5 separate regions of the Homo sapiens genome follow, and regions 1, 2, 3 and 5 are each linked to region 4. Evidence: chromatin loops called from intact Hi-C (ENCODE). Cell type or tissue: IMR-90. All regions are shown on one strand. Links, peaks and the distances in the headings refer to the core of each region. The heading gives the core; the rest is flanking DNA.

Region 1 (6,014 bases), core at 701-5,700, 170 kb before region 4:
ATGTTTTTCTATTTCATTTATTTATGCTCTAATGTTTGCTATTTTTTTCCCTTCTTTGGTTTTATTTTTTTCTTCTTTTTTTCATTCCTTGAGTTAAAAAGTTAGGTTGTTGATTTGAGATCTTTCTGCTTTTTTAATATAGGTGTTTAACATTATAAACTTTCCTCTTAGGAGTACATTTGCTGCATCCCATAAGTTTTGGTGTAATGTGTTTTCATTGTCACTTGTCTCTAGATATTTTAAAATTTCCCTTTGATTTGTTCTTTGATTATTCAAGAGTGTGTTAATTTTCATATATTTATGAATTTTCCTGTTTTCCTTTTGCTATTAAATTTTAGTTTTATTCCATTGTAGTCAGTAAAGATACTTGGTGTGATTTCAATTTTCTTAAATTTGTTAAGACTAGTTTTATGGCTCAAAATGTGATCTACTTGGAGAATGTTCCATGTGTTCTTGAGAAGAATGTGTATTCTGCTGCTGTTGGATGGAATATTCTGTATATTTCTGTTAAGTTCATTTGGTCTATAATTTTGTACAAGTCCTCTATTTCCTTGTCGATCTTCTGTCTGGTTGATCTATCATTTATTAAAAGTGGAATATTGAATTATCCTACTATTATTGTGTTATTGTCCATTTATCCCTTCAATTCTGTCAGTGTTTGCTTCGTATATTTGGGTACTCTACTGTGAGCTGTATCTTCCTAGTGAATGTACTCTTTATCATTATATAATGTCATTCTTTGTCTCTTGTTAGACAGTTTTTGACTAAAGTCTATTTTTTATATAAATATGGCCACTTCTGCTTTCTTTTGATTACCATTTGCATGGAATACCTTTTCTATCCTTTCTCTTTAAGCCAATGTATGTCTTTATACCTAAAGTGAGTTTCTTGTAGAGGGTATATAGTTGGATCTTTTTTTTTTAAACAAGAAACTATTCAGTCATTCTATGTCTTATAATTTGACAGTTTAATCCATTTACACTTAAAGCAATTACTGATAAAGAAGGACTTCCTATTGCCATTTTATTGTTTTTGGTATGTCTTGGAGTTTTCTCTCCATTTTTATTTCTTGCTGCCTTCCTTTGTGATTCATTGATTTTTTTGTAGTGACATGCTTTGATTTCTTTCTCATTTTCTTTTGTGTATATTCCATAGATGTTTTCTTGTGGTTATCATAGAGATAACATAAAACGTCTTCTGGTTATAAAATATATTTTAAACTGATTATAACTTCAATAGAATTTAAAACTCTACTCCTTTTCATTCTCTACCACCCATTAATGCTATTGATGTCATAAATTACATATTTTAATATTTTATATTCATTAATATAGTTTTATAGCTAGTTATTTATATGCTTTCTTTTAATTCTATACCTGAATTAAAAGTGATTTATACACCAGCATTACAATTTGTTTCTGTATTTATTTATATATTTACCTTTATGGAGAGCTTTAAATGTTCATATACTTTTGTGCTGCTGGTGTTAGCATTCTTTTATTTCAACTTGAAGGTCTCTGTTTAGCAATTCTTATATGGCAGGTGTAGTGGTGACCTCCCTGAACATTTATTGATTTGGGAAGGTCTTATTCTTTCATTTTGAAGGACAGTTTCCCCAGATGTAGAATTCTTTGGTAATTTTGTTTTCTTTTAGTGCTTTGACTATATCATGCCACTCCATTCTGTTATAAAATGTCTCTGCTGAGTTATCTGCTGATAACCTTATGAGAGCTCACTTTTTAATGACAAGTTGCTTTCCTCTTGTTGTTTTCCAGATTGTCTTTGTCTTTGACTTTTGAAGGTGTTATTATGACGTGTCTCCCATGGGCCTCTTTGGGTCCATCCTAGTTAGAGTCCTTTGAACTTCTTGAATTCGGACATCCACTTTCTTCCTCAGATTTGGGAAGTTTTGGGTGATTATTTCTTCAGGTAAACTCTCTGCTCCATTCTCTCTTTTCTCACTTTTTGACTTCTATAATTCATATATTGGTCAGCTTGATAGTGTCCAATAAGTCCCTTAGGCTTTCTTTTATTTTCTTCATTATTTTTTTTTTGTTCCTTGGACTTTATAATTTTAAATGAACTGTTTTTTAGTTTCCTAATTCTTTTTTCTGTTTGATCAAGTCTGCTATTGATACCCTGTAGTAAAATTTTCAATGTAGTTATTGTATTCTGCAGCTCCAATATGTTTTGTTCTTTTTTATAGTTTCTATCTTATTTTGATATTCTCATTTTGTTCATGCACTGTTTTTCGGACTTTGTTTAGTTACTTGTGTTCTCTTGTAATGCATCAAACTTCTTTAAGAAGATTATTTGAATTCTTTGTTGGCTAATTCATAGATTTCCATTTCTTGAGAGTCAGTCTCTGGAGTTTTTTTGTTTCTTTGATTGGGTTATGTTTCCTTGTTTGTGTGCTTTGTAATTTTTGTTGTGATTTTGCATTTGAAAAAAAATAACCACCTCTCCCAGTCTTTAAGGACTGGCTTCACATAGAAGAAGACATTCATCAGTCAGCCTGGTTGGAGGTTCCAGAGGTCTTTCAAACCTTTCTTGGGGATGCATTTTCTCTGGGTTTATTTCTCAATTAGATAGGTTTGCTGGTTTTTCAGGAGCTGTAGTCTCTTACTCACTCTGGTGGATGTTTATGGCACTGCAATTTTCTGGCACTTCCACAAGCCACTGAGCTCTCTCTCTTCTCAATGGCCCCCAGGACTTTGAAATATGCCAGTTTTCCATCAGTGCTTTGAGCCAGGTGAAACAGAAATCAGTTTCTTAGGAAGCCCCCAACAAAAGCCAGAAGGTTGGACACACATTTCTCTCCTTTTTTCCTCCTATGGGAAAAGCCATGATCTTGGTACTTTCTCCCTATCTTGATGAGCTATGTTGGCTCTGTCTGCAGTATTGCAAGTTCTCTGGTGCTGCTTCTAAGTTGTTGAGCTCTCTTTTGTTCTCAGAGGCTACCAGGAATCCAAAGTATGTAGGTTTCCCCATCAATGCTCTGTGCTAGGCAAGACAAAAACCAGTCCAGGCATTCCCTTCAAAAGCTGAAATGTTGAATGTGCATTCCACTCCTCTCTTTTATTTCCCAAAGAGAAGCTATATATTGGAGTTTTCCTTTTGATCATGATCTGTGCTAGCTTTGGGGAAGGTCTGATGCAGTTGACATGAAATAGCTTTTCTTACCTGTTTCAGGGGAGATGTTATTGGCTTTCAGTTTGCCTGGGATATTGCATCTTCCTAACTGGTTTCCGGCATTCTTATAAAGGCATTTTGGAGCATGTATTGTTGTTGAGTCAAGGTTTTTGTTGGGGAGTGAGGTCTTGGGCTTCGTATTCCACCATCTTGCTGATATCACTCTATAGCTACTTTTTAAGGTAACATCAAAATCTACCAAGGTATTAGATGGTCGTTACTTTATATAAATCTGTGCCATCTCCTGGAATGTTCTGTATTCTAATTAAAATACTTAATACAAAATTTATTTCAGTATGAATATTTTTGTGTCACTCTGAGGATTTGTATGCCTGAGAATATGTTTAGCATCCTGTCATACTTAAATGACAGTTTGGCTGAATATGAACTTCTTGCTCTAAGTACATTTTTCCCCCAATACTTAAAAATACTACTCTATTTTTAGAAATTCTTTTTTTGCTGTTGGTTGTTACTAGTGTTGGTGTTGAAACATCTGAAATTAATCCGATTCTCGATCAGTATTGCAGGATCTGCTTTTTATTCTCTAGGAGCTTTTGTAACTTTCTCCTTGCCTTTGATATTCTTACATTTTTTAATAAGATGTCTAATGTGGGTTTTTCTTTATTCTCCTCTTTGGAATTATCTGACTCTTTTACTGTAAAGTGTCCTCTTCTTCCTTCTTTTCTTTTATTTGGGAAAATTTATCTCCATTACTTCTTCAAATGTTTTCTTTTCTTATTATTGCTTTCTCTTTCTGGGATTTCTATTATTCTCATATTACTAATTCTAGTTGTATTTTGCTCTCCCTCCACTTCTTAGATTTTCTTTTATGTTTTATATTTTCTTGCCTTTTTATCCTTCCTTTTGAGAGATTTTTCTCAATCCGGTTTTTCACATTTTGAATCTATTCCTTAGCTAATTCATGCTATTTGTTTGATTTTTTCTTTATTTTAACTAGGTTTTTTTATATCTATTATTAATTGTAACTTTTATCATCTCTTTCGGTTCTAATGTTTCTTCTTTGGCACCATATGTAACCCGTAAGTTGTTTTTATTTAAAATAGTTGTGCTTTTCAAATGTATTTTTATTTTGCTTTGTGAGATCATTTTCCCCAGGAGATATTGGCTACTTTGTCGAGAAGGGTAGATCTTAAGCTGCAGCAGCCCTAATTAGCTCAGGTTAGGGAGCTAAGCCCTTGGGCATGGTAGGTGGGGGACGGGGTGGGTGGTGGGAGGGAGGGGGGAATGTCTGCTGATATCTTAAACTCACATGTATTTATTCTTGAAGTATATGCTTCTTTTCTCCCCCCACGGCTAATGAAACCTGCTTTCCTTTTGGTTTTCACATCTATTAATAAAACGATGTGGCTCATTTCTCATCCTCCTCCAAGAAGTGGCCAATTTCTGGTGGGTTAGAGAATTCCCAGGGGCTATAAGATAGAAATTGATGCTATTTAAAAAATGCCAGAGAGTCTTCCACTATGCCTAAATATGGCCATGGGAGAAGGCCAGGTACAGAAAAACCAATTAGTTACTTCTGGCCCTTAGGTCAAGGCCTCATTCTTTGCCCAGAGGAAGTAGCATCCTGAGATTGTAAAAGCTAATCAGTCTTAAAGAGTTTGGAAGGGGATGAATGGGGATTCTCTGCTCAAGGTTAGTCTCTACCTGTTTTTCTTAATGCCTCACAAATACATATCTTCTGCACTCCTTTGTTTGTATTACCTTGCACACCTGGACCAGAGCTGAGAGCCATAAGGATGAGGACAGAAATTGTTTGTCCGAGGCAGCAACAGAGAAGAGCAAGAGGAAAACACCAAGAGTTCCTATCTTATTGTACTCTCCCAATGTATGCCGTTATTCCTTCTATTCAAAGTCAAAGCCTCACTCATACACCAGTCCTAAACAGTATAACTCCAGCTCTCTTGACAAATTTCTAGGTATTTTCCCTCTTCAGTACTTCAGAGGAAGGAGTCAGCCATCATACTGGTTCAGCGTCTTGAAATATCTTGATTTTAATCTTATTTCTAATTTTTCCAAAAGTTTGATCTTGGACAGTTTACTTTATTTCTCCTTATTTTTTTTTCTTTTTCTTTTTTTTTTTTTGAGATGGAGTCTTGCTCTGTTGCCCAGACTGGAGTGCAGTGGCGTGATCTCGGCTCACTGCAAGCTCCGCCTCCCAGGTTCACGCCATTTTCCTGCCTCAGCCTCCCGAGTAGCTGGGACTACAGGCGCCCGCTACCCTGCCCGGCTATTTTTTTGTATTTTTAGTAGAGACGGGGTTTCACCATGTTAGCCAGGCTGGTCTCAAACTCCTGACCTCGTGATCCGCTTGCCTTGGCCTCCCAAAGTGCTGGGATTACAGGCGTGAGCCACCGCGCCCGGCCCTTAGCTTTCTTAGAATAAAATGGGACTAATACCTAACCTTGATATTGATGTAAATATTAGAAATAACATATAAGTCATTAGTGCTGTTATTGGCATAGAGTAGAAATTCAATAAACCATAGCTCCTATTATAATTATTGCTTTTGTTACTGTTGTTGTAACAGAAAATTAGAGCTGAGCCTGCCTTTCTGTTCAGCAATGGGATGTTCTGGATAATGGGATGCAATGTTGCTGTGCTCTTCGTATAAAAGGTCATCTTTACTGTGTTTAGGATAACATCACTGAGATTGTTTATTTTTCCTTTGGGGCTATGTATAACCACTCAGAGGATTTGGGGGTCCGGGCTCCAGGAAATGAAGATGTACCTGACAGCTGTCTTATGAGGGGAAGTAACTGACCCCTATAACATGATCAAAAGCAGAAGGAATGGTGTGGGTG
Region 2 (6,014 bases), core at 709-5,708, 130 kb before region 4:
AGCTAGCCATTACTCCTGGCCCCTTAAAGCACCTTTAAAAAAAACCTGCCGCAGCGACATTGACACTACTTTTGGAGGCTTTAAATAACTACCAGTTCTGACTGTGGGCTCCTAAGCTGAGCAGCCCCTGCGCACATTGTGTCCCTGGCTCCCCTGGTAGCAGAAAGCTAATCAACACACCCGGGAAACCCCTGTTAGACCTCAGGCTCTGTTAGCAACAACACAACAAACAAAGGGCTTCTGGGTGTGAACTTCTGGCTGCTTCAAGAATGGTTGCTAAAATAAGGGGGTCAAAGCTACAGGTGTTCTCAGCCTTCAGAACAAGCTACTAGTGCAGAGTCAAGGCTGGGCAAGTTTGGCTGGGCCTAAGAGAAAGTTCTTAGGGTAATAGTCATGGACGGTCATGGACCATTCTGCAGACCAAAGTGACAAAGAAGCAAGGTAGCTGTGTTTGTTTTCTTACAGGACATAGCAATTGTCTAATTAAATTCTCTGCCCTTCTAAGTCATTATCTATATGACTTCTGGTTATCTTTTGATAACACAGATTGGACTGCGTTATTTCTGCTTAAAATTCACATCTGAATTGCCAGGACATAGAGAATTATGGCAATTCCATGGCAAGCATTTAGTCTCCTTCCACCATCTGGTCATAACTTACTTACCAACCTTATCTTTGGCCACCATTGTCTATGAACACTGGGTTTCAACTTCATTGCCCTTTATCCCCCAAACATGCCATTTGCTTTATTCTTCAGGGGACATTTGGTTTGGCAATGTTTGGAGACATTTTTGTTTGTCACAACTGGACAGGAATGTGCTACTGAAAATTTAGTGGACAGAGGTCAGGCATGCGGCTAAACATTATACAATGCACAGGACCTCGCCCTAAATAATGAGTTATTCAGCCCAAGATGTCAGTGGTGCCAAGGTACAGAAACTCTGACATAAGCACTTAACTCTACCTAAAATACCCTTCCTTGTTCCTTTCTCCTGCTGTCTTTTCTCAAACTGGTGAAATGCTATTCATCTTCCAAGCCCTGCTTTAATTTTCCCCCCTCTGTGAAGCCTTTCTCAACCCCACTTCCCTTCTTTTGTTGCTTTAGTTCCCTTTTTTTTTTTTTTTTGAGATGGAGTCTCGCTCTGTCGCCCAGGCTGGAGTGCAGTGGAGTGACCTCGGCTCACTGCAAGCTCCGCCTCCCAGGCTCACTGCAAGCTCCGCCTCCCAGGTTCATGTCATTGTCCTGCTTCAGCCTCCTGAGTAGCCAGGACTACAGGCGCCCGCCGCCACCATGCCAGGCTAATTTTTTGTATTTTTATTAGAGACGGAGTTTCACCATGTTAGCCAGGATGGTGTCGATCTCCTGACCTCGTGATCCGCCTGCCTCGGCCTCCCAAAGTGCTGGGATTACAGGCGTGAGCCACCGCGCCCAGCTGCTTTAGTTTCTTGGTCCAATATGGTAGTAATATTACGTCCTAAGGTCTAATATTATGTCCTAACCTCTATTAAAATACTTTAAACATTTTACTTTTTTTTTGAAAGAAGAATAGACAACAAGGGTTACTTTCTCATTTAGAACTCAGAAAATCTTCTTAAACCTCCAATTCTGTGTTTGGTGTGAGTTCATACCACACCCCGTTGTCCCGAGGGTTTCTGCGGATTGAAGTCACACTGAGCTCAGCTGGCTGCATCCTTGGCTTGTGGGTTGTCACCATACTGTGTGTGCCAGAGTCAGTGCTACACCACCTCAGCCCAAACAGGAGGAAATGCAGGCCTTTCCTCCGTATTTTCAAAACCCCTACTCACACAAGGCAATCTTAGCAGAGTAAATTTTACTGGAAGGAGGTGGGGAGGCAGTTTGCTCTGCAGCAATGCAAACAATTTCAAAGTGGACACTGGACATCTCAGTTCTAAAAGCTTCAGCCACTTCACCCAGCAGATGTTTCCAAAGTTGCCTCCCATGTTGTGCTCCCGGTGCAGCACCAGCCACACTAGTGGTTCTCTCTGTCCCTGACTCTCTTGCCTCCACCTCACCTATTCCCTCTGGGATTAGCTCCAAGAAATCTAATTTATTTTCACCTTCTTGTGTTTATTTCTGCCTTCCTCCTTTCCCTCAACTCGAATCTGTGTCCACCTTTGCTCAAGCATATCAACTGAAGCACTCAGAAGGAAAAACAAAGAGCAGTACATTTCCAGAATGACCTTGGAAGGCAGGTTTGGTTAAAAAATAGCAATTATTTTCCCTTTATTATATTTTTCTATCTGATGCCCCATCTCAAAACCACTTTCTTCAAGAACACAGACTGAAACTCCTTTATCTATATTTCAGGGCTTAGGACAGTGTTGGGTACGTTATTGATGATCAAGGAATACTGAAGAGCTGTTTTCCTATTTTGGTGCAGATGTGGAGAGAGGATTGCTTGAGACTCTTCCCAGCTCTTGAGATTCCATGTAGGTTGTGAACACTGAGGAGTGTGTGGAGCTTATGTCTGAACTTCACCTCTCTAATGTGACCATCCCTGAAATGAAAAGAAAACCAGTGCTAAATGGAAATACCTTCTTTCTTTCCCTCCCACAGCTCGTGCATATCTCTTCTACACTCAATCAGCATCTCTAGAGGAGGTGCCAGCTCTCTCAACAAGTAATTCCTTTTGGCCCCATCACAGAAGGGAAGTACAATCAACAGCAATGAAGCTTCTTTATTCCTTGCTAATTTAGTGCCACGACACATGATATGCACAGCTTTGTGAGTGGGAGGGTTTCAAAGCAGGAAGCTTTGGATCTGACTTAGGGAGGCTGGTTATCCACTTACGATACTTGACTTAGCAGAAGCCAGTCTTTGTGAAAGCTGTTATGGGGCCCCCTGCTGGCATTGTGACATGGAGACACTTCATCTTCAGTGAACCTACAGTTCCCTCTGGGAAGCTTCAAGTTCAACAGGGCTGTGGACTTGCAGAGATTCTTGCTGTAGGCTAGGAAAGTAGATTGTAGTACTAGTACTACTGCTAGTACTACGTTTTCTACTATCTTTGGGTTTCTTGGGCCACTTTGAAACTCTAACCACAGTGTTTTCAAACTTGCAATGGTAAAATGCATTGTAAATAAAAATTTTAACTTAAAGAATACAAATTTTTTGAATACACAATTTATTTGGAATTTTATATCATAGTAGCAAGAATAAGAACACCATTAAGATATTGTTAGAAGCATTTTCAATAAGAAAACTGATAAACTGTGCATACAAACATCATGGATGAAAGGTAATGTAGTGAAAAAGAGGGAGTGGGATGGCAGGGAACATAGGCAGATCTGATTCCTAATTCCAGTCTTGCCAACAGCTAGCTCTGAGAACTTAAATCATGATCTCAGTTTCCTCATCTCTCTGTAAAAACAGGATAACAGTAGTTATCCTGCCAAGAGTATAGATTTGCAAGGTGGATCTAAGGAAACAGAGGATTTGGAAAAGTTTGGGGAACTTAAAATAGTTTTGCAGAGAATAACAATAACATTGGCGTTATCTGGGCTACAATGGCTAAACCAGGTGATGGTCTTGTAGCAGTCTTTTGAGAGAGTGGGCCATGATCATGGCAAACTGACATTGTCCAGGCTTTCTGCTTAAATGGGCCCTCTGTTGTTTGGAGTTGCATTCACTGACACTTTTCAAGCAGTTCAGACAGTGTGGGGAGGAGTAAGATGTGGTTCTGGATGATGGTGGTATGAAAACCCTGAAACCACTATGCCTAGGAGCCTCCCACAGATTTTTGGAGATCCCCAGGTGGTCACTGGGAACATTCCTTCAGGGCCTTTCAAGGGTGTTTACTGTGGCAGTGGGAGGGGCCCTGGAATTAGATACCATGGAGACCTCCCTGAAAGAGACCCTGCAGTTCCATGGCCTCAGGCTAACCACAAAAAAAACAAGAACTTCCGGTTCAGTGGCAAATACCATTTTTTATAACTGGGGACCTAATCATTAAAACTAAAGGGCTTGTGTGCAATTTTAGGTACAGGACCAAGACTAGTCTTCCCAAAGACAGGTCCAGGAGGGCCTTCCTTCACTAATCCATCATTTTTCTGTTACCCTGAAGTTAGGTTCCTGTCCATGAATGCCCATCCTGTTTCTTTATGTGTGTGGGGGGTATTTTCTCCTTCAAGTTGGTACAAATCCCACAAAAGGCTCTATAGGACATGTCAGTGTTGGGAAAGATGGAATTCTATGGGTACTGTTCATCTCTCAGGAGCTCCACCACAGTAAGCATATTTTACAAGATGTGAAATATATCCATTAACAAACTTGAGGACGGCAAAGGAGTTCAGGAAATAGATGCCTATGGCTGATAAGAATTAACTTCAGAAGGCTCTTTCTCAACCCTCTGTCTCACTCCTAGTTGTTGTAGGAAAGAGAGGGCACCCTTAAGTGGGGCAATTGAGGGAAATTTAATGAAATGACTATTTACAAAGAAGTGGAACAGTTAAAGGAAATCAACAAGGGATAGGAAAGCATTTAAGAGCTAGCAATAGCTGGGAGCCATTATCATCCTCAGATCTGATGGGGTAAGGGGAGAGAGTGGTTATGTGAGTACAAAGAAAGGTGTAGGAGAGAGACACTGAATAGGAACCGAAGGCTTGGGTGGAGGAACACAGTGACTAAAACCCCTAGTCCAGCAACAAGGGAGCAGGGATACGGCTACCCTATCTCGTTATCTTCCCACCCTTTTTTCTCCTTCCAGGGCTTCCCATTGGCCGAACCTAACAGGAAGCCAAAAGACAAGAACAAATGTGGAGGCTGCACATAGTCCCGGGGCGGGGGGCGAGAACCTTTCAGACAGGAAAATGGAACATATCCAGCATATTTTTGTTGTCTAAAATATCCTATTTGAGAACCAAACAAACAAAAACAACACCATGATTTAGTAGAAAGAGCATAGAGCCACGATTGAGAAGACCAACATTCTAATCTAGTCCCAGCTCTGCTACTGACTTGCCAAAAAGTCTTGGGTTGGCCACGTGGCACCCCTATGTGTTGGTACCTTCCCTTCTCCCTTCTCTAGGGTGCTGTGTGGATGAAGAGGGTTTATCAGTACAGGTGAGTGGTGAACGTGAAAAGAACAGCTGGAGCCCTGGTAAGGAGATGGGGGAGAGGAAGCAGCCACAGGTGCTGTAACTTAGGAAGAGGGAGAAGAGTAGTAATGGGGACACTCATAATCTGATGGTGAAGGAATAAGGGCAGGAGGAACAAAATTATGAGATTAAGCCAAACCCCGAGACGTTCCTCTCCTCTCATGTTCAGCAAGGCATTGGGGGATGTTCACTGACAGCTGCAGATGTAAGCATTAACAAGAGAAGATAGGGAGGCTCTGTTTATTCCCGGGTAAAAGGAACACTAACTATTTTCAGTTTGTGGTTGCTTGCTGTTCTTGCCTAGTTGCCAGACAGCACATCGGAGAGAGATGATCATGCATCTCAATGCCCATGGGTTTCAAATAGACTCGGTCTCTGTTTGCTGCTCATTCTTTAGCATGAGTCAGTAGAGTAGGGGATCTGCTCACAACTAAAGAGAATATTAGAAGAGACAATACCTAAGGGATATCAATGAAGTACAGACCTTACCCAAGTCTCACAGTGAAAACATAGGAGAGGAGTGTGAGATAAGTGGAAGAGTTACAAGAGATGGATCAAAAGCAAATGTGTACAATCCCTTCCACGCAAGGGCTAAGCCAGGTAGAGAGAATATCTGCACAGACAGATCACTGCTGGGGTGAGATCTAGATACATGGAGCTGGGTTCACTGTCCTTGTTCCTTGTTTGGTGTCTTCTCAAAGCCACCAAGATTTGGAAAGGCCACAGTCAGGACAAGTCCTGGTTTGCTATTCCAGGAAGTAGAAGTCTAAGGGAAGAAGAGCAAACAAAGTCAAGAGAATTCAGATTTAAAGATATAGAGCATCTAAGGGCTCTAGATACTTCCAATCACACCTTCAACCAAATCTTCCACCAGGTCCTATAAGAGGCACCTGGGA
Region 3 (5,811 bases), core at 812-5,811, 53 kb before region 4:
GTGAGTGGGTTCTGGATTTTGAACTCAGGCCCTAAGTGTGCTCACTATGTGATCTCATTTAATGGCTTCATCTATGTCTCAGTTTCCTTATCCGTGAAATGAAGGCAATAATGGTATCTATTTCACTAGGCTGCTGTGAGGATCAAATGAGATATTCCATGTGGAGCTCAGAATATGACCTTTGGAGCATAATGGATGCTTGATAAATGCTGAAGCTGGGACTGCGATGACTTAAACTTCCAGTCTCTAGTTTGGTTTCCTGATCTCCAGAGCACTTCCCGAGAATTTCTCTTTCGCTGCTTTGCTCCTCCAAAGTCCAAATCTAAATCCTACTTTCCCATTCCAAATCCTTCTCCTATCTCTAACTTGCTATGCTGTATCAAGCCCACATTCTTGTGCTACGTCTCCTTTCTTAAAACTTTAAAAGCAGATGTTACACCCATAAAAATGGCTAAAATGAAAAAAGATGAAAAATACTAAAAAATGGCTGAAGATGTAGTGCATCCAGACTCTGAAGAGTGCTGGCAGGAGAGTACACTGACTCAATCACTTTGGAAAACTTTCTGGCAATAAGGCTGAACACATACTGTCCTTTAATCCAGGAATTCCACACCTAGGTCTACCCTCAGCAGAAACATGCACATACGTACATCAAAAATCATGTAGAACAAATTTCATCATAGCACAATATTAGCTACCTACTGCTGCAAAACATATTACCCCCAAACTTAGCAACTTAAAACAACAGACATTTATTATCTCACAGTTTCTGTGGGTGAGGAATCTGGGAATAACTTAGCTGGGTTCAGGGCCAAGGTACCCATTAGGTACGGCAGGCACCAGGCCTAGGGACCACGATGCTTGTTAGTACAATTTCCTCCTTCCAGTGAGTGAGATACTTCCTTTTTGTTGTAATGGAGGAAGGGGCCCACAAAGACAAAAGTGCATAGGTCCCATAAAGTCACCGTGCAGCCCTGGCTGGATGGGTTTCTCATGAGGTCTGTCAAGCTGTCATCCGGGAACACAGTCCTTGGAAGCCTCCCCTGGGAAAAGATCCACTTCTATGCTCACTCAGGTAGTGGCTGGCAGTTCTTAGTTCTTCTCTAGTTGTTGGCTGGAGACCTCAGTTTCTCACCACATGGGCCCCTGCATGGCTGCCTGAGTGACCTCAGGACATGGTAGATGGCTTCCCTCAGAGAAAGAGGGAGTGAGGGAGAGTGGGAGCAATCAAAAGAGAGAAAAAACAAGATGTCTTTATAACCTAATCTTGGAAGTCAACTACTACCCCTTCTGCCATATTCTATTGTTTACACAAACCAACTCTGGGACAATGTGGGAGGAGGCCACAGAATCTGTGAATACCAGGAGTCCGGGATCATGTGATACCGTTAGAGGCTGGCTACCAAAAATACTATCTTCAGTCATTAAAAACTAGAAACTATCCAAATGTCTATCAACAGTAGAAAGACTAAATAAATGATACTGTATTTGTACAATGGAATTCTACACAGCAATAAGAATGAACCATTTATAACTACGTACAACCATATAGATTGTAGCTCATAAACATAATGTTGCAAGAAGAAGCCAGGAACAAATAGTATACTTGATACGATTCCACTGATGCAAAGTTAAAAAACAGGCAACACAACTCTGGGTGTTAGAGGCCACATAGTGGTTTCGCCTGGAGAGATACTGATGGAAAGTAGATACAAAGGGAGCTTTTGGGTGCTGGCAATATTCAGTATCTTTGTCTGGATGTTAATTCCACAAGTTTATAAAAATTCATTGAGCTGTACAACTTTCTCTGTGTAAATTATACTTTAACAAGAGTTTTTCAAAAGTAGATGTTGTAATACCTGTATTGTCTCCTTTTGCTAAAGAGACATTCTGGAAATGATTTTGGTTATGGCTAAGCATAAAACTGGGTGCTATAGGCTGGGCGTGGTGGCTCACACCGGTAATCCCAGCACTTTGGCATGCCAAGGCGGGCGGATCACGAGGTAAAGAGTTGGGGACCAGCCTGACCAATATGGTGAAACCCTGTCTCTACTAAAAACACACACCAAAAATTAGCCAGGCGTGGTGGCGGGCACCTGTAGTCCCAGCTACTCAGGAGGCTGAGGCAGAAGAATCACTTGAACCGGGGAGGCAGAGGTTGCAGTGAGCCGAGATCGCACCTTTGCACTCCAGCCTGGGCGATAGAGTGAGACTCCGTCTCAAAAAAGAAACAAACAAACAAAACAACTGGGTGCTATAGACTGAATGTCTGTTCCCTTCCACCCCCCAATTTATATGTTGAAATCTCATCTTCAATGTGGTATTTGGAGGTGGGGCTTTTGGGAGTTTATTCGGTTATGAAGGTGAAATTCTCGTGAATGGGATTACCACCCTTGTAAAACAGGCCACAGAGAACTCCTTTGCCCCTTCTACCATCTGAGGGCACAGCAAGAAGGCTTCACTTATGAACCAGAGAGTGGGCCTTCCGCAGACATGGAATATACTGGCACCTTGATATTGGACTTCGCAGCCTTCAGAACTGTGAGAGAGAAACATTTCTGTTGTTTATAAGCCACCCAGTCTATGGTACTTTTGTTATAGCAGCCCAGAGGTTTAAGACACTGGGGCAACTACAATGTGTGGTCAACCTATTGTTCCTGGTGCTAGGCCTCGCCTGCTGTGAGATCTTAGCTGAACAGTCCCTTAACCTCTCTGAACTATAGTTTCCTCAATTGTAAAGTGGAGTGAACACTTATACTCCCAGCCTCAGAGTGTGGTGAAGAATATCAGGTACAGTTGAGTGCTGTTACACTATCGAGCACTATAATATCAAGATCTTCCAAGTTCAGAACCGTAATACTTGCCTGGAGACCAGAATATGTATCGCCTATTTAACATCTCTCTCACCTGTATTCCTCTCTTTCTCTTTAGGGATGGTGGGGGGGAGCGGGTGATGGAAAGTAGGTTTGAGGCTTTGTGATCTGGCTCTCTGGGGTTCATCCTTTGGCCTCAAACTTCTGTGCTATCACGTGATCTCCTTGTGCAGTTTCTCCAGGCAGGATTCCCTAGATTAACCAAGAGAGTAAGATGGGGAGCAGAGCCACCATACAGCTATGATTCTCACCTGGGCCAGAGACCAGCTGCACAGAACAAGGTTAAAAGTTGTTTCTGTGCACTCTGGGATGTCTGTGTTTAGGGGGAATTCCACTAGGTGATATAGCTGGTTTCTGATATTCTAGGGAGGAGTCAGATTATCTTTTTAATACATTTATGCATGCATTTTATATGCATTCATTTATTTTCTGTCGCACCTGCATATTTGTATATAATACAACCATTTGTAAAGATAGACCTTACCCAATAAAAACATTTTATGAGATAATTGTGATAATTTGTAATCCCAATTTGAGTTTATTCTCCTCGTGGGAGTTGGGGTTCACAGTGTGTAGAACTATCTCTGCGCCGTGCAGCTATGTAACAGTATATACCTTTTAATGTGACTAGAAGCTCCCTAAATGGAGCAAGTCTTTCCCGTACTAACAGAACCCCAAGATAGCCACTGTGAAGTGGCTTAGGGAAGTGTGTAAGGGTGGGATAAATGGAGAATCTCCACCAACTCCTCACGTTTAGGAGAGATTTGATCCCATTTTGGTTATTACAATTTAGGTCTTTCCATAGAACTGTTTCTTCTGGGACTCAAGTAGCTGCATGGGGCCCCCTGGTGGCCGGAAATAATTCATGAGTTTGCTTTTCAAGCATTTTGAAGGCCAGGTCAGGCTAGAGAAGAATAGAGAGTAAATATTCGCCTCCAACTGCTGCTTACAGTGGAGGTGTAATAGAGAGTGAGATGGCCTCTTTGGGGGAAAAATGAGAACTAAACTTTTTTCTTTAACGAGATTAGAATGGACTATAATTCTGGATAAACCATTCACTTTCTGATTTTTTATTTTTTGGCTCATTTAGCACCTTAATTAGGTACTTATTGAGTACTTAATCTCCGTAAGCCATTATGTTAGGCATTTCACTAGGGTTAAAAAGAGGATCTATCACACACTTCTAAGGAGCTTTGGAATAAGGATAAAACTTATGCCACCAACACGACAGAAAATAAAAGATGCCATCAGAGAATAAAAGATGAACTCACGAAAGGGCATTTACTTTCAGATAAAAGGGAAGACTTCCGGGAAGAGGTAGCATTTGAGCTGAGTGCTGATGAGAAGCAGGATTTGGGGAGATTAAAATCAAGGAAACAATGGCACTATAAGCGAGGGAAAACACAAGTTTGGACAGACATGGAGGCAGGAAAACCAAAGTCGGGTGCAAGAATGGTGAATAGTCTATTCTGGCTAACTCATAAGGAGGTTTGGGGATTAGAGTGAGTATGAAAACTGGATACGTCCTTTTGGATCAGACTGGAGAATCTTGAACCTTGTCTGAGTAATTTCTTAATACAGCAATGCGGTGGCGGGGTGGGGGGTGGGCTTTGAGTATCTTTGCACGGAGAAGAGGCATGTGAAGGCACAGACTCACTTGCATTGAAATGAGCACAGCCCCCTAAACTTGCATTTGGTTGGGAGGAATGTTGATCTGTACGTGACACCATCTGACCTGCAAAGTCATTTTTAGGGTGTTTCCACTTACCAAAACTACCTGAGCATGAGGGAGTAGTAAGGGCCCCAGGGCTCCTGTCATGTTTAATTAAATTTCTGGACAGAAAGACTTTCAATGAGTGTGCTATGCTAGGCTGATTTTGTTTTCCAAGTTTTAAGAAACCTTCATGCCTATCTTTCGATTCTAGCTTAAGGTGGTTTAAACTACATGAATGAGCTGTATTTCTGGCTGGAGTTACAGGGTAGAGTCCTAGCTGTGGACTAGCTCAATGTCCACTGAAGAATTCAAGCAGTAACTTTATTTGCATTGTATTAGATCTAACTGAGTAAGAAACCTGAGAATCTACATTATGCCTGGCATATAGTTGGTGCTGGCATACGTGTTAAGCAAATAATTAACAACTGATTCCACAAAAATGTAATATACATTTAATAGCACATTATAAAGTTCCTGACCAAAGACGTTGATTTCCTAATTATAATAGCACAGAAATCCTTTAGAATTTAGTAAACGTAATTAAGACTATTCAGAAGTAATGAAAAACCAATATGATAAAAACAAAAATCCTCCAGTAAAGAAGGAACCTGTCCATTTGAGAGAAATACAATTGAGAACTTGCAAATGAGACAAGGGAAGATGGCAATTTGGAACTGCAATAGAAATAACTATAGCAGAAACAACCATTTAAGAAGTTTTAGCAGCAATAAGTATTTATTATTCTGAATGAAATGTACAGTTGACTTTTATATAAAAATCATCAAAAGTGCTATATTGGATTATTTTACTATTAATTTAACCCCCAACAGCATCTATTAGCTATAACTTTAATGGGTTTTTCTTTACTTCTGATACATCATTACAACTGGCTAACACTGTCCAATGTTAAAATATAAAAAATATTACTTTTCAAGATAAAGTACCACCAGTGATGAGTTATTAAAAGTATAAAATGAAAACAGACGCCAGTGAATCAATGTATTGAAAAAAATTATCACAGAATTTCATAGACATATGCGAAACCCAAGGTAATTTAGATCCTTGGCAGAACATTTTTATGATACATCTTAAGACTGTAGGTTATTTCTTTTGGAGGCAAATGTCTAGTGTGCCAGGCCTATCTTGATTTTTCTCATCTTTTCTTGGCTACTTTACAGGGTGAACCAAATACTGTCTAATGCTGTGCACTCCCATGACCCCCAA
Region 4 (6,014 bases), core at 291-5,290:
CACAAAAGCATTTTAAATGTTGGACTGAAATGCACTTTTGCTATTGCTAGGACTTGCTCCTTACCTAGTTTTAGATCCTCTCCACAGTTTGCTCTTGGGGCTCCTTTGCTGCCACTTTTAAGTTGTGTGATCCTCCCATGTATCTAGGTTGTCATGAAAGGGGAGGAGGTGCGGTCCAAGTTTTGGTTTGAGAGTTGAATCAAAATTTTCCAAACAGAGAAGAATACATGTATGTGAGGAGGTAAGAGAGGGACAGGATGACTGGTTAAGAGCATTCTAGGCTCAGGGATCAGCATTAGTAAGGTCAGGAAAGCGTGAAGCAATATGTTCAATAGCCGCCAGCAGTTTGGTGTTGTTGGGTTGGTTGGAGTAAGAGAACCTATCCTAGGTCTTCGACTACTGTTAGTACTAGTTCTACTACTACTATTGTTAGTACTGCTAGTACTAGTAGAACTAGCTAATAGAACTAGTACTAGTAGTAGTCGAAGAGCTAGGGTAGGTTCTTCTACTACTAGGCGAACTAGGGCAGCTGTTGGGTCCAGATCCTCCAGGGCCTAGCATGGCGACCAGGCTATCGGTCTTAGATTTTTCCCTGTAAGTTATGTGTTATGAAAGACATCACACAGGGACTTCTCCTGCCACTTAGAGCTGGAGTAGCCTCTGCCAACCCAGTCATAGTGGAATGGAACTATGAAACTAGCCAAAGGCACATAAAGCCTTTAGTCAAGACTCTTGGTTGCAAGTAACAGAAAGCCAACTAAAGACAGTGTAAGAAGAGAAAAAGGAGTTTATTAGTTCATGGCATTGAAAAAAGTCCAGGGGTTTCTAACTTTGAGGACAGCTGCAACAGGGAACTTAAATAATTTCATCAGGATTGTTTCTTTCTCCATCTGTAGACTCTGTTTTCTTCTGTGTTGACCTAATTCCTAGGCAGATTCTTATGTCATGGCCAAGATGTCTGCCAGAAGATCCAGATTTATATTCTAACCATATGAATAACCCCAGAGGAAGGAGAATTCTACTTTTCTAGGGATGACAGCCAGATGCCAGGATTGGCTCTTGTCAGCTCAGCTTGGAGTTTGTGCTTATTTTCTGTGGACATTCATCATGGTTTTGGGCAACTTAGTGTTCTCAAATACTCTTCCTATTTAGGGGGCAGTGGGATGCTTACCTATCCAAGGGAACAGCCAGACACTGTCTGTCCAGGCCTCCCTTGCAGCCAAGATACAGTCATGTGACATAGACTCTGCCAATAAGACCCACATGTGGCTTCAATTTGGAAAAGAGCCATGTGAGGAAGCAGGCAGCATGGAAGATCCATTTTTCAGTGACCAGTGATGGCATCTGACTTTAGGGAAAACAACTGCTGAGTCTCTGATGTTTGCTCCCCAACATCAACAGCTTTCACTCTGGGTTCTCATCCAGTGGAAGCAGCAGTTAGGCTTTGCTGGAACAATCTTGAGGTTGGAAATCTCACTCTGGTCCATCCGAGAGCTTTACTAAATCACTTTTTGCTCTCAACTTGCTAGAGTGACTAACTACGACTCTGGACAGATCTGCCATCCCTGAATTCGTCACCATGGCCGTGTCTTGCTCATTTTCCCAGCCCTGAAATTACTGCAGAGTCAGTCTTGCGAAACCATGCAGCTGAGAAGTAGGGGAAGGGTGATGCCCTGAAGGAAAATTGAGATGCTCAAGGGGCGATCAATGCTGAGCATGTAAAAGCAACAGATGTCCACCTCTCCCTTTCTTTTAAGGACTCTCATCAGCCTCCTGTGACCTTAATGGGCTGGCACACTCCTTAATCTACAGTGTGCTTCTAATAGATTTTCTTTCAAAACCTAAATTATCCCTCCTTACCATCTCCTCCAGGGACTTTGGGCTCCTTTAACTGGAGGTAGAAAGAAGTTTACTGCACAGCACAGTCTGGGGACAGAGGGTGTGCATGCCATTAAATTTCTTTGCTATCTCCCTCCAAGAGTTGGCTGCTGTTTGCACATAATAGTAAGACGGAAGGATTATTAGGGAAATTTGGTCACCCTAGCTGTGGCATAGTGCAAAGAAACATGGGAGAGAAGAAAGAAACTTGGGGTAAGCCATAGTTCTGCTGATCTCTAACTATTCAAGAAGGACGTTGCTCATTCTGGAACCTTCATATCCGACCTATGAATGTGCTAGACTGGGTGACTCCGTTCCAGGTTAGCTGTAATGGATCAAGGAATCCTAAAGGGGAATTAAAGGGCTCAGAAGCAAAACTATTGGTACTCTAGTGACATCTGGTGGTTATCCTGAATTTAAAACCTCTGACTATTTTTTTGATGTCTGATTTTGTTTCATTGCATTCTATCAAGAATATTGATTATGCTATAGAATGGCCAAGATTTGTTGGCTTCTTTTATTTGTGCTGTGTTTTTCTATCCACTAGACTCTGTCCCTGGGCAATAAGCTTTCAGTGGAAATTAATCGGTTTGACTTTTTTCTAGAATTTTATACCTTATGAGTTAGTGGTTTATCATAACCTAAGAGGTCATCTTTTTTTTTTTTTTTCTTGAGACATGGTGTCATTCTGTCACCCAGGCTGGAGTGCAGTGGTGCAATCATGGCTTGGCTCACTGCAGCCTTGACCTGCTAGGCTTGGATGATCCTCCTACCTCAGCCTCCAGAGTAGCTGGGACTACAGACATGCACCACCATACCTGGCTGATTTTTTTGCTTTTTTTTTTTTTTATATATAGAGATGGGGTTTCACCATATTTCCCAGGCTGGTCTTGAACTCCTGGACTTGAGCAATTGACTCACCTTGGCCTCAAAAAGTGCTGGGATTACAGGCATGAGCCACCATGCTTGGCCTAAGAGGTCATACCCTTATTAGTTGTAGCTAAAAAGGCTTCCAGATGCATTAACTTCTTTTGCTTTCCTTTAGAACTCTATGAACAAGAATGCAACGGAGAGACTGTGGTCTACTGGGAAGTGAAGTACCCTTTTCCCATGTCCAACAGAGACGTATCCTTTCCACAAGGTACTCATTCCCTGGCCCTCTAAGTGTTTCTGTGTTCCTCAGCTGCAGTCTATTGCAGAGAGGTAGAGCTGGTTTCTCAGCAGGCACAGATAACATTGTCTCTGATTCTTGCAGCAGCATTTGCTAAAGATATTGCTTCTTGTATGGTGTTTGGAGAGCTCAGAGTGTGATTTCTGGGCCCAACCACATGAAGTGTCTGTAATTTTGGTCACTGGAGAGCAGCTCTTACTTTCCTAAGAAGTTTCCTAGGCCTTGAAATTGTCAGGCCACAGAATTGGGGATCTGGAAGGAACTTCTTATAAAAAGTGCTTGTTACAGCTCCCTCAGTCTACAGAAGGAAAAAGGGCTCCCAAAGAGGTGATAGGACAGAGGCACATAGGTGGTTAGTGGCAGAGCAGGTGCTGGAACTCAGGCCTCTGCATTTCCAGCTCTCTCCGCCTCCCCCATCTCAGTAGACCCCACAGAAATCCCTCCTTGATTGTTGGCTCTGGACACTGACTGTAAGCTTCTTCCCCTCAATGTCCTTGTTTATGAAATGAAGCAGTTGAATGAAATGTAGGGAGGCTTGGCTGGCACTGTAAGGTCTTCAGAAGCCCCCTTAGGACTAAGCTGGGGGGCTAGGATGGAATTTTGGGGGTGGGTAGGATGGAAGTAGGATGACTCCTAGGTAAGATTTTGACTCCTTCACCATGCTCTTCAATCCCAGCAGCGGAGTGTTTTACAGGTTCAATTTCCATGTAAGATCCTTTTAGCAAAGGGTCTCTTGGAGTCAAAAAAAAGTTTGGAAGCCACTGAATTAGATGAACTGCCAACACTTCAAAGGTGTTCTGCCAAATTTTAATCACTATATCAAGATAATTCTTCCTCCGTGGAGTATCAGATGATATCTATCACATGAGCTGAGAAAGTTGGGGGAGAGAGTGGAACAATATTTGCTAAAAGGAAAAAGTAAAAGGTGTAGGAGAAAGGAACCCAGTGACAAATCAACATCTCTTTCCTGAAACATTTAAGAACTTTACTTATTAGTGTATAAGAGCATGGAGCAATAGACTGTCCAATGTGAGGGTGGGGCAACAGGGGGCGCTGTCAAGACACTGAGGTGGGACTGAACGCGGGTGGCTCACGCCTGTAATCCCAACACTTTGGGAGTCCAAAGTGGGCAGATCACTTGATGTCAGAGTTCGAGATCAGCCTGGCCAACATGGAGAAACCCTGTCTCTATTAAAAATACAAAAAAATTTAGCTGGGTGTGGTGGGCGCCTGCAATCCCAGCTACTCCGGAGGCTGAGGTGGGAGGATCACTTGAACCCAGGAGGTGGAGGTTGCAGTGAGCCGAGATCGTGACACTCTACTCCAGTCTGGGTGAGACTCTGTCTCAAAAAAAAAAAAAAAAAAGACACTGAGGTGGGTGGAGGCTGAGACGGCTGCCATGTTATAGTAAGTGTAATTGTGTTGTGCGTAGTGACTTTTTGATTATTTTAGGTTTTTGATTCCTTTGAGTGGGAAACCCAAAATTCTGTTTTATGAAAGTGTAACTAACAAACTAAATATCTGAGCTCCATCCAACTATGAAATTCTAAGTAGGTTTTGGAGCCAGATCTGGGATAAAAATTCATGTTTCATCACTTCAGCTGGGATGTGGGATTTTTGGCAAGGTTCTTTTCCTCTCTGAGCCTCACTTTTGTCATCTGTAGTATGGGGATACTCATACCAAACTCACAGGGTCTTTGTAAGGATCCAAATTTAAGCTGTATGTCAAGTGCATGATGTTACATGATAAAGGCTCGATAAGTAGTGATTCCTGTTGTTTCATAGACTTTCATTATCCTCCCTAGAATAGTGCCGTAAACTTAAGGGTTCTTCTGTCAAGGCTGATGGACATGAAATGGTTTTGTTATTCTTGGTAAACTAGTGTTAGCCCAGAGAGGACATCTGCCTACGAAATATTCATGTAGTCCCATGTCTTCCTATGGTCATCAGCTGTAACATTGCTTGACCATTTACTATGCATAAAGGTCAGTAATTAGAGCATTGGGTGAGGCCAGAACAAAGAGGAATGACACCATTGTCTGTCGAGTGCTTACTCTGCCCAGGTCTTTCTCTAATGCCCCCACCAAGCCTGTCTGCAAGGCAGTGTTACTCCCTTTCCTACATAGGGAATCTGAGTCTCAGCAAGGCTGAGTAGCTTACCTAGGACCACACAGCTGTTAAGTGACCATTCCTCTGTCATCTCCCAGTGCCTTCTTGGAGAAAGGAAATGTGGTTTCCTCACATAATTAAAAGCATGAAGGGATCACTCACAGGTAAGTAATACATGCTCTTTGGTGAGAATACTAGGTGGTGTGAGGCACAGTCTTGCAGTGCAGGTATGGAGACAGGGCACGTCAGTGAACTAGTGGTAGAAAGGAGCAAATGCCAAGTGGGAGGCACAGAATCACCTCCCTTTGCTTCCAGCTTGTGGCGCTTTCCTTCTGTCTGTCTACAATGCTGGCGTTGGTGTCTTGCCTTAACTGGCTATGCAGTATGTCTACCTTCGGCAGCGGCGAGACCTGGACATGGAAGGGAGGAAGATCCATGTGATCCTGGCCCGGAGCACCTCCATGCCTCAGCTTGGCGAGAGGTCTGGGGTGATCCGGGTGAAGCAATACAAGCAGAGCCTGGCGATCGAGAGTGACGGCAAGAAGGGGAGCAAAGGTAAAACCCATGGTGCCTGTCAGTGCACCCAGCCAGGGGTCCCCCACGGGAGGGCCAGGCTGATGGGGGGACATGTCGAGTACATGAAGCGTATCCCTGAAGGTCAGAGGACAGGCAAAGCTGCAGAGCAAACCAGGATCAGCACCTAGAGAGAGCCTCATTCCACCCCAACAAACTTGAGTAGAGTATGAGGTTGATGTTTAACTCTGACCCAGTCTATTTTCTCCAGACTCATGGATTGTCCAGATGAAACCAGACCATTATAAGTAAGCCAGAGAGTTTAGAAAGTCACTTCCAGCTG
Region 5 (6,014 bases), core at 506-5,505, 240 kb before region 4:
TGTGCATACTCAGCAAAAACACCACATGAGGGGCTGGGTGTGGTGGCTCATGCCTGTAATCCCAGTACTTTGGGAGGCTGAGGTGGGCAGATCACGATGTCGGGAGATCGAGACCTTCCTGGCCAACATGGTGAAACCCTGTCTCTACTAAAAATACAAAAATTAGTTGGGCATGGTGGCACGCACCTGTAGTCCCAGCTACTTGGGAGGCTGAGGCAGGAGAATTGCTTGAACCCGGGAGGCGGAGGTTGCAGTGAGCTGAGATTGTGCCATTGCACTCCAGCTTGGGCGACAGAGTGAGACTCCGTCTCAAAAAAAAAAAAAAAAAAACATGTGAGGACAAAGCAAGGAAGCAGCTATAGACAAGCCAAGGAGAGAGGCCTCAGAAGAAACCAGACCTGCAGACATCTTGATCTTGGACTTTCCAGAGCCTCCAGAACTGTGAGAAAAATAGGTTTCTGCTGTTTAGGGCACCTAATATCTGGTATTTTGTTATGGCAGTCTCGGCCGACTAATACATCCAGCTTCAGGGAAAAGTAATATTTTGAGTTGGGCTTTCAAATTGCCTGGCTCTATTTATATGAAGCCGAATGGAAAACATAAGCTCATTAAAAGTTTCTTTTTTCAGAAAAATTGTTTCAAGTTTTGAGGATAACATATTAATATCTAACCTCCTAAGAAAGTTTTTCTTTTTCTTTTCTTTTTTTTTAACTTTTATTTTAGGTTCAGGGGTACACGTGCAGGTTTGTTACATAGGTGAACTCATGTTACAGAGGTTTGCTGTACAGATTATTTTGTCACCCAGGTACTAACCTTAGTACCTAATAGTTATTTTTTCTGGTCTTCTCCCTCCTCCCACTCTCCACCCTCAAGTAGGCTCCAGTGTCTGTTGTTCCCCTTTGCGTCTATAAATTCTCATCATTCAGCTCCCATTTATAAGTGAGAACATGCATTATTTGGTTTTCTGTTTCTGCGTTAGTTTGCTAAGGATAATGACCTCCAGCCCCATCCATGTTTCTGCAAAAGATATGATCTCATTCTTTTTTATGGCTATGCAGCATTCTGTGGTGTATATGCACCACATTTTCTTTATGTAATCTGTCATCGATGGACATTAGGGTGATTCCACGTCTTTGCTATTTTGAATAATGCTGCAGTGATCATACACAGCATGTATCTTCATGGTAGAATAATTTCTATTCCTTTGGTTATATACCCAGTAATGAGATTGCTGGGTTGAATGGTATTTGTTTTTTAGCTCTTTGAGGAATCACCACACTGCTTTCTGCAATAGGTGAACTAATTTACACTCCTACCGACAGTGTATAGGCGTTTTCTTTTCTCTGCAACCTGGCCAGCATCTGTTATTTTTTGACTTTTTGGTAGTAACTATTCTGACTGGTATGAGATGGTATCTCATTGTGGTTTTGATTTGCATTTCTCTAGTTCACTAAAAGTTTCTAAGGGTCCAGTTGTTTCAGGAAGTCCATTATTACTAAGAGAAAATGGTATTCTATTACTAGTAACAATTGTATAAAGCTAGTGAAAAAAGTGCCCTATTACTAGTAGCAATTGTATAAAGCTAGGATTGACTTCAATCCTGGAATAGTGAAGGATCACCTAAGAGGTGGGCTATCATTACATTGTCATCATCATAATTCACATAGACTGAGAGCTTACTATGTGCTAAGTTCTCTTCTAACTGCTTTACATGCACTGAGCCATCCGATCCTCCCAGCAACTCTATGGAAGTTTATCCCTCCATTTTACAGATGAGAAAACTGAGGCACAGACAGGTTGAGGAAGTTGCCCAAGGTCGTATGTTTTTATGTGGCAGAGCCAAGGCTTGAATCTAGGCAGTGGCAATGGAGCCTGCACCTGTAACTTCTATACTGTACCTCCTTTTATATATGTTCCCCTGTCTACAGAAGGCTTTCTTCTGTAACATTGAGATGTGCTAGTTCTTAGCTTAGCCTTCTGTTAGCACCAACCTACTTTTCAGCTTTATTTTCATTATTCACATATATTTGGAAAAACTGTGTCATCCCTTGTCTCTCCACTTTTCCTTAACTCTCCTTCCCATTACCTTGCCTCATTGATTAATTGATTGATTGATTGCTGTTCTAGTTTCTTATGCCTTCTTTGCTCATCCTTACCTAAAATCCATCTTTAATACCAAGTCCAAATCCTACCTCCCCCATAACATTTTACATTACCCTTCTCCTCTGAAAATTTCATTGTATGCACAACTAATTTAGAATTAATAATGTACTTCCCAATTAAAATTCTTTTGATGACTGAATATTCTATACAAATCTTCCTAAGATTTAACTTTTCACCAGTTTTGTGTTGCATCTTCAAAATAGATTTAATTCACTGAGGATAGGGACAAAATATCTACTATATATGATACTTTGTACATAATGAAAGTGTGATAGACATTTATTGATTTTTTTTAAGACAGGGTTTCACTCTGTCATCCAGGCTGCAGTGCAGTGGCGTGATCTCGGCTCACTGCAACCTCTGCCTCCTGGGTTCAAGTGATTCTCCAGCCTCAGCCTCCTGAGTAGATGGGTCTACAGGCAGGCGCCACCATGCCTGGCTAATTTTTGTATTTTTAGTAGAGATGGGGTTTCTCCATGTTGGCCAGACTGGTCTCGAACTTTTGTGCTCAAGCGATCCGCCTGCCTCGACTTCTCAAACTGCTGGGATTACAGGCGTGAGCCACCACACCAATTACAGAGCTGTAATTGATTTGTTTTGATTTGGGAAAACAAACAAAAAACTGGAGATAGAGAAAGGAAACAAATGTGGCCAACAAGGCCATTCTAATTTATAGCTAGCACCATTTTGAATGAATTATATATGTTAGTTCCTTTAATCTTTACAACGTTTCTCTAAGAGCAATACTACTATTATTATTATTAATTATGATTATTATTTGAGATGGAGTCTCACTCTGTCCTCCAGGCTGGAGTGCAGTGGTGCGATCTCGGCTCACTGCAACCTCCACCTCCCGGCTTCAGGCGATCCTCTCACCTCAGCCTCCCAAGTACCTGGGATTACAGGTGTGCGCCACCACATCTGGTTATTTATTTATTTTTTATTTTTTGTATTTTCAGTAGAGATGGTGTTTCACCATGTTGGCCAGACTGGTCTTGAACTCCTGAGCTCAGGTGATCCACCCGTCTCGACCTCCCAAAGTGCTGGGATTACAGGTGTGAGCCACCTCGCCCGGCCGAGAAAGACTATTATTATCCCCATGTTATAGATGAGGGAAATGAAGCCTAGAGGTACTATGCAGTTTGTCCACTATAACACAGTGCAGGCAGCTGCAGTCTGCCTCCTCGCCAGCAGAGGGCATTAAGAGACCATGACCATGTGTAAGTCTAAGATTTATGGTCCAATTTTCCTTCCCATCAGGATCAGGAAATGGACAATAATGGCTTTTGGATGATCATGGAGTTTTCTCATTTTCCACTTCTTTATATCACCAGTGACATTCTTTGGGCGACAACAGAAAAAATAAGCTAATTTTTTCCCACATGACCACACACAGTTTGCCTCTGGCTCATTTCTTTCCCCTCCCCACACTCTCAGTCTCCTTCCCCACTTCAAGGAACTGTTTTCCCCTATAATAATGCATTTGCTGGAATTATCTGTGGGGAATGTCCAAATCCCAGGATACCACCAAGCCTCAGGGCTCAACGGTGGCTCTACTCCCCTCAGCTGTTGGCTCTCAGCACTCTTAAGATCATTTTATTATTGCAAGCCTGAAAAATGAAATTACTTCGGAAGAAGATACCCTCCCAGTTCTGCAATGCACTCAAAAAGTGTCTTTTGGATGATCTTTTGTTTGGCAGATTTGTAGTTTAAAATGGTGGTGGGGGTGTTTTGTAGAAACAGAATGTGATTCTGCTCTATGTCCTCATGTTATTGACCATCTTCAAAAAGGATTTTTACTGCTAGAATGTGAGAAAAAGAGAAAGGAAAAGTTATATGGACCAATTATCTCTGGCTGCTAAGGAACATTCAGAGATGAAAGCTGCCACAGCCAGAAACAATATTTCTCTCCTGGTGGGGATTCTCTGGTTTCCTCAGAGTCCTTAACTTCTGAGAATATGGTTTAAGTAGCAAGAATTTTAAATTTAGCCAAGATCTAGTGAGCCATAGCTTCTAGAAGTCAGAGTACATCAGAAAAAGGAGGGACTAAGAACATTTGGCGCAATCCACTGATTTTATGATCAGGTCGCTAGGCCTGTGGGATCCAGTTTTTCTCAGTCTGTGGCTCTTTCCCTCACATCTACTCTTATTGTCAACTAAAGTGACCTGTCAGGGAAACTGTGTTTTCTTTATAGGTTTGCATGAGGGTGACACTATAGGCAATTTGAAGTATCTTTTTCCTTCTTTTTATAGGTTTGCATGAGGGTGACACTATAGGCAATTTGAAGTATCCTTTTCCTTCTTGGAGAGAAACACTGCATGTGCACGCTTACCAAGAGAGGGCACCCTCTGAGCAGGAATTTTCTCTTGTAGTCCATTTTACAGTCAGAAAAAATAGGCTGCCACTCTGCAGATCAGGGGAGAAGAGAACTATCAACTTAGGTTTGAACACCTTGTGTCTGTCGTCAGAAAGCATTAAACTTAGCAGGGGTGGCAGAAACCAGGGTCTGCCTACTTAGCCCCAGAAGACTAACACCTACCCCTTTTTCTGCACCTGCGTGCAGCTTCATATGCGTGTTCATGCTGGCCTTTTCCTGAAATGCCTTTCCCGTTCTTCCTCCTCTGGAAAACTCCTAGTCACTGGTCAGAGTCTTAGGTTGCACCCTTCACTTTTCAGCCTTCTCTCCTTTATATTCCAGAACTTTTCACATGCCAGGATTAGAGCACATATTACCCATTATTTTAGTGTGTCTTACGGTTTGCAATATGAAGCCCTTAAAAATCTACATTGTGTTATCTCATTGTTCTCCAACTGCCTAGCCTCATGTGAGGCACAATAATAAATGCCTGACAAATGCTTGTTGCCTATGTGAACACATAAATCAATACCATTGCTCACGATTATTTACTAACCAGGATAACAACACAGGTGGGTGGGATTATTCAAGGAAGTTCTTTTTTTTCAATTTCATATAATATATATTTTTAAAGATAGGGACTTACTCTGTCACCCAGGCCTGAGTGCAGTGGTGCGATCATAGCTCACTGCAGCTTCAAGCTCCTGGTCTCCAGTGATCCTCCAGCCCCAGCCTCCCAAGTCGCTTGGATTATAGGCGCACACCACCAAGCACAAGCACAGCTATTCAAGGAAGTCTTTTTTTTTCTTTTCTTTTCTTTTTTTTTTTTTTGAGTTGGAGTCTCACTTTTGTTGTCCAGGCTGGAGTGCAGTGGCACGATCTCGGCTCACTGCAGTCTCTGCCTCCCGGGTTCAAGCAGTTCTGCCTCAGCCTCCTGAGTAGCTGGGATTACAGATGCCTCCCACCACACCTGGCTAATTTTTGTATTTTTAGTAGAGACAGGGGTCTTACCATGTTGGCCACGCTGGTCTCGAACTCCTAACCTCAGATGATCTGACCCTCTAGGCCTCCCAAAGGGCTGGAATTACAGGCATGAGCCACTGCACCAGCCTCAAGGAAGTCTTAAACCTATAACGTAATTGTTTTTACTCTTTCTGCTAAGACAGTTGGAAGAAAATGCAATTTGCATATACAGAAAAGTAGCTAAAGAGCTCTGGATGAAGAACCAGGAAATCTGGGTAGAATTGAAGCTCTGCCACAAACTGCCTGTGTGACATTGGATAAGTCACTTATATTAGTGACCTCATATTTTCAGGGGATTCCTTCAGATGTTTGTTCTGGGTCTGTCTAGCACCAACTATTTAAACTTGTGTAAAGAAGAACTCATAGATGTTGACATTTATTCTGAAGAAAAAATGGAGGTGACAGAACTATCCTTCTCAGGTTTCCTCTTGCTGCAGTATAAAAGAGATATTCATACAGAGACAATACAAA

Evidence for each region. Peaks named below come from ENCODE experiments on the same cell type or tissue, not always from the same donor. Only the 100,000 strongest peaks of a DNase experiment are listed, where the experiment ranks them.
Region 1: it touches region 4 in a loop (10-fold over the local background); 14 of 110 quality-filtered maps call a loop at or near these places.
Region 2: it touches region 4 in a loop (10-fold over the local background); 14 of 110 quality-filtered maps call a loop at or near these places.
Region 3: a loop joins it to region 4, with 8 times the contacts of the local background. A loop is called at or near these places in 30 of 110 quality-filtered maps.
Region 5: it touches region 4 in a loop (15-fold over the local background); 98 of 110 quality-filtered maps call a loop at or near these places.

What each region holds. Positions count from the first base shown.
Region 1 is chr17:55,599,328-55,605,341 of GRCh38, forward strand. No RefSeq gene overlaps it. Among named protein-coding and RNA genes, the nearest start is that of SMIM36, 91 kb to the left of the region's middle. RefSeq lists a silencer at 2,801-3,095. In IMR-90, for the core only: a CTCF peak has its summit at 2,630; a DNase peak (open chromatin) is centred at 2,634; H3K27ac peaks cover 199 bases; H3K27me3 peaks cover 159 bases.
Region 2 is chr17:55,639,115-55,645,128 of GRCh38, forward strand. All of the region lies in intron 2 of LOC101927389 (a long non-coding RNA gene), which reads left to right. Among named protein-coding and RNA genes, the nearest start is that of TMEM100, 81 kb to the right of the region's middle. In IMR-90, for the core only: a CTCF peak has its summit at 2,855 (motif pointing left); a DNase peak (open chromatin) is centred at 2,857; H3K27me3 peaks cover 145 bases.
Region 3 is chr17:55,714,611-55,720,421 of GRCh38, forward strand. It overlaps TMEM100 (transmembrane protein 100), which reads right to left. Exons shown (of 2, transcript NM_018286.3): 2 at 5,017-5,811. Among named protein-coding and RNA genes, the nearest start is that of TMEM100, 5.3 kb to the right of the region's middle. In IMR-90, for the core only: a CTCF peak has its summit at 3,726 (motif pointing left); a DNase peak (open chromatin) is centred at 3,721.
Region 4 is chr17:55,768,183-55,774,196 of GRCh38, forward strand. PCTP (phosphatidylcholine transfer protein) reads left to right here. Exons shown (of 6, transcript NM_021213.4): 3 at 2,924-3,003; 4 at 5,542-5,713. Among named protein-coding and RNA genes, the nearest start is that of PCTP, 20 kb to the left of the region's middle. In IMR-90, for the core only: a CTCF peak has its summit at 2,272 (motif pointing left); DNase peaks (open chromatin) are centred at 1,599 and 2,229; H3K27ac peaks cover 682 bases.
Region 5 is chr17:55,523,219-55,529,232 of GRCh38, forward strand. It overlaps a transcript of SMIM36 not described here. Among named protein-coding and RNA genes, the nearest start is that of SMIM36, 15 kb to the left of the region's middle. In IMR-90, for the core only: CTCF peaks have their summits at 3,355 (motif pointing right), 3,962 and 4,494 (motif pointing right); DNase peaks (open chromatin) are centred at 3,363 and 4,523.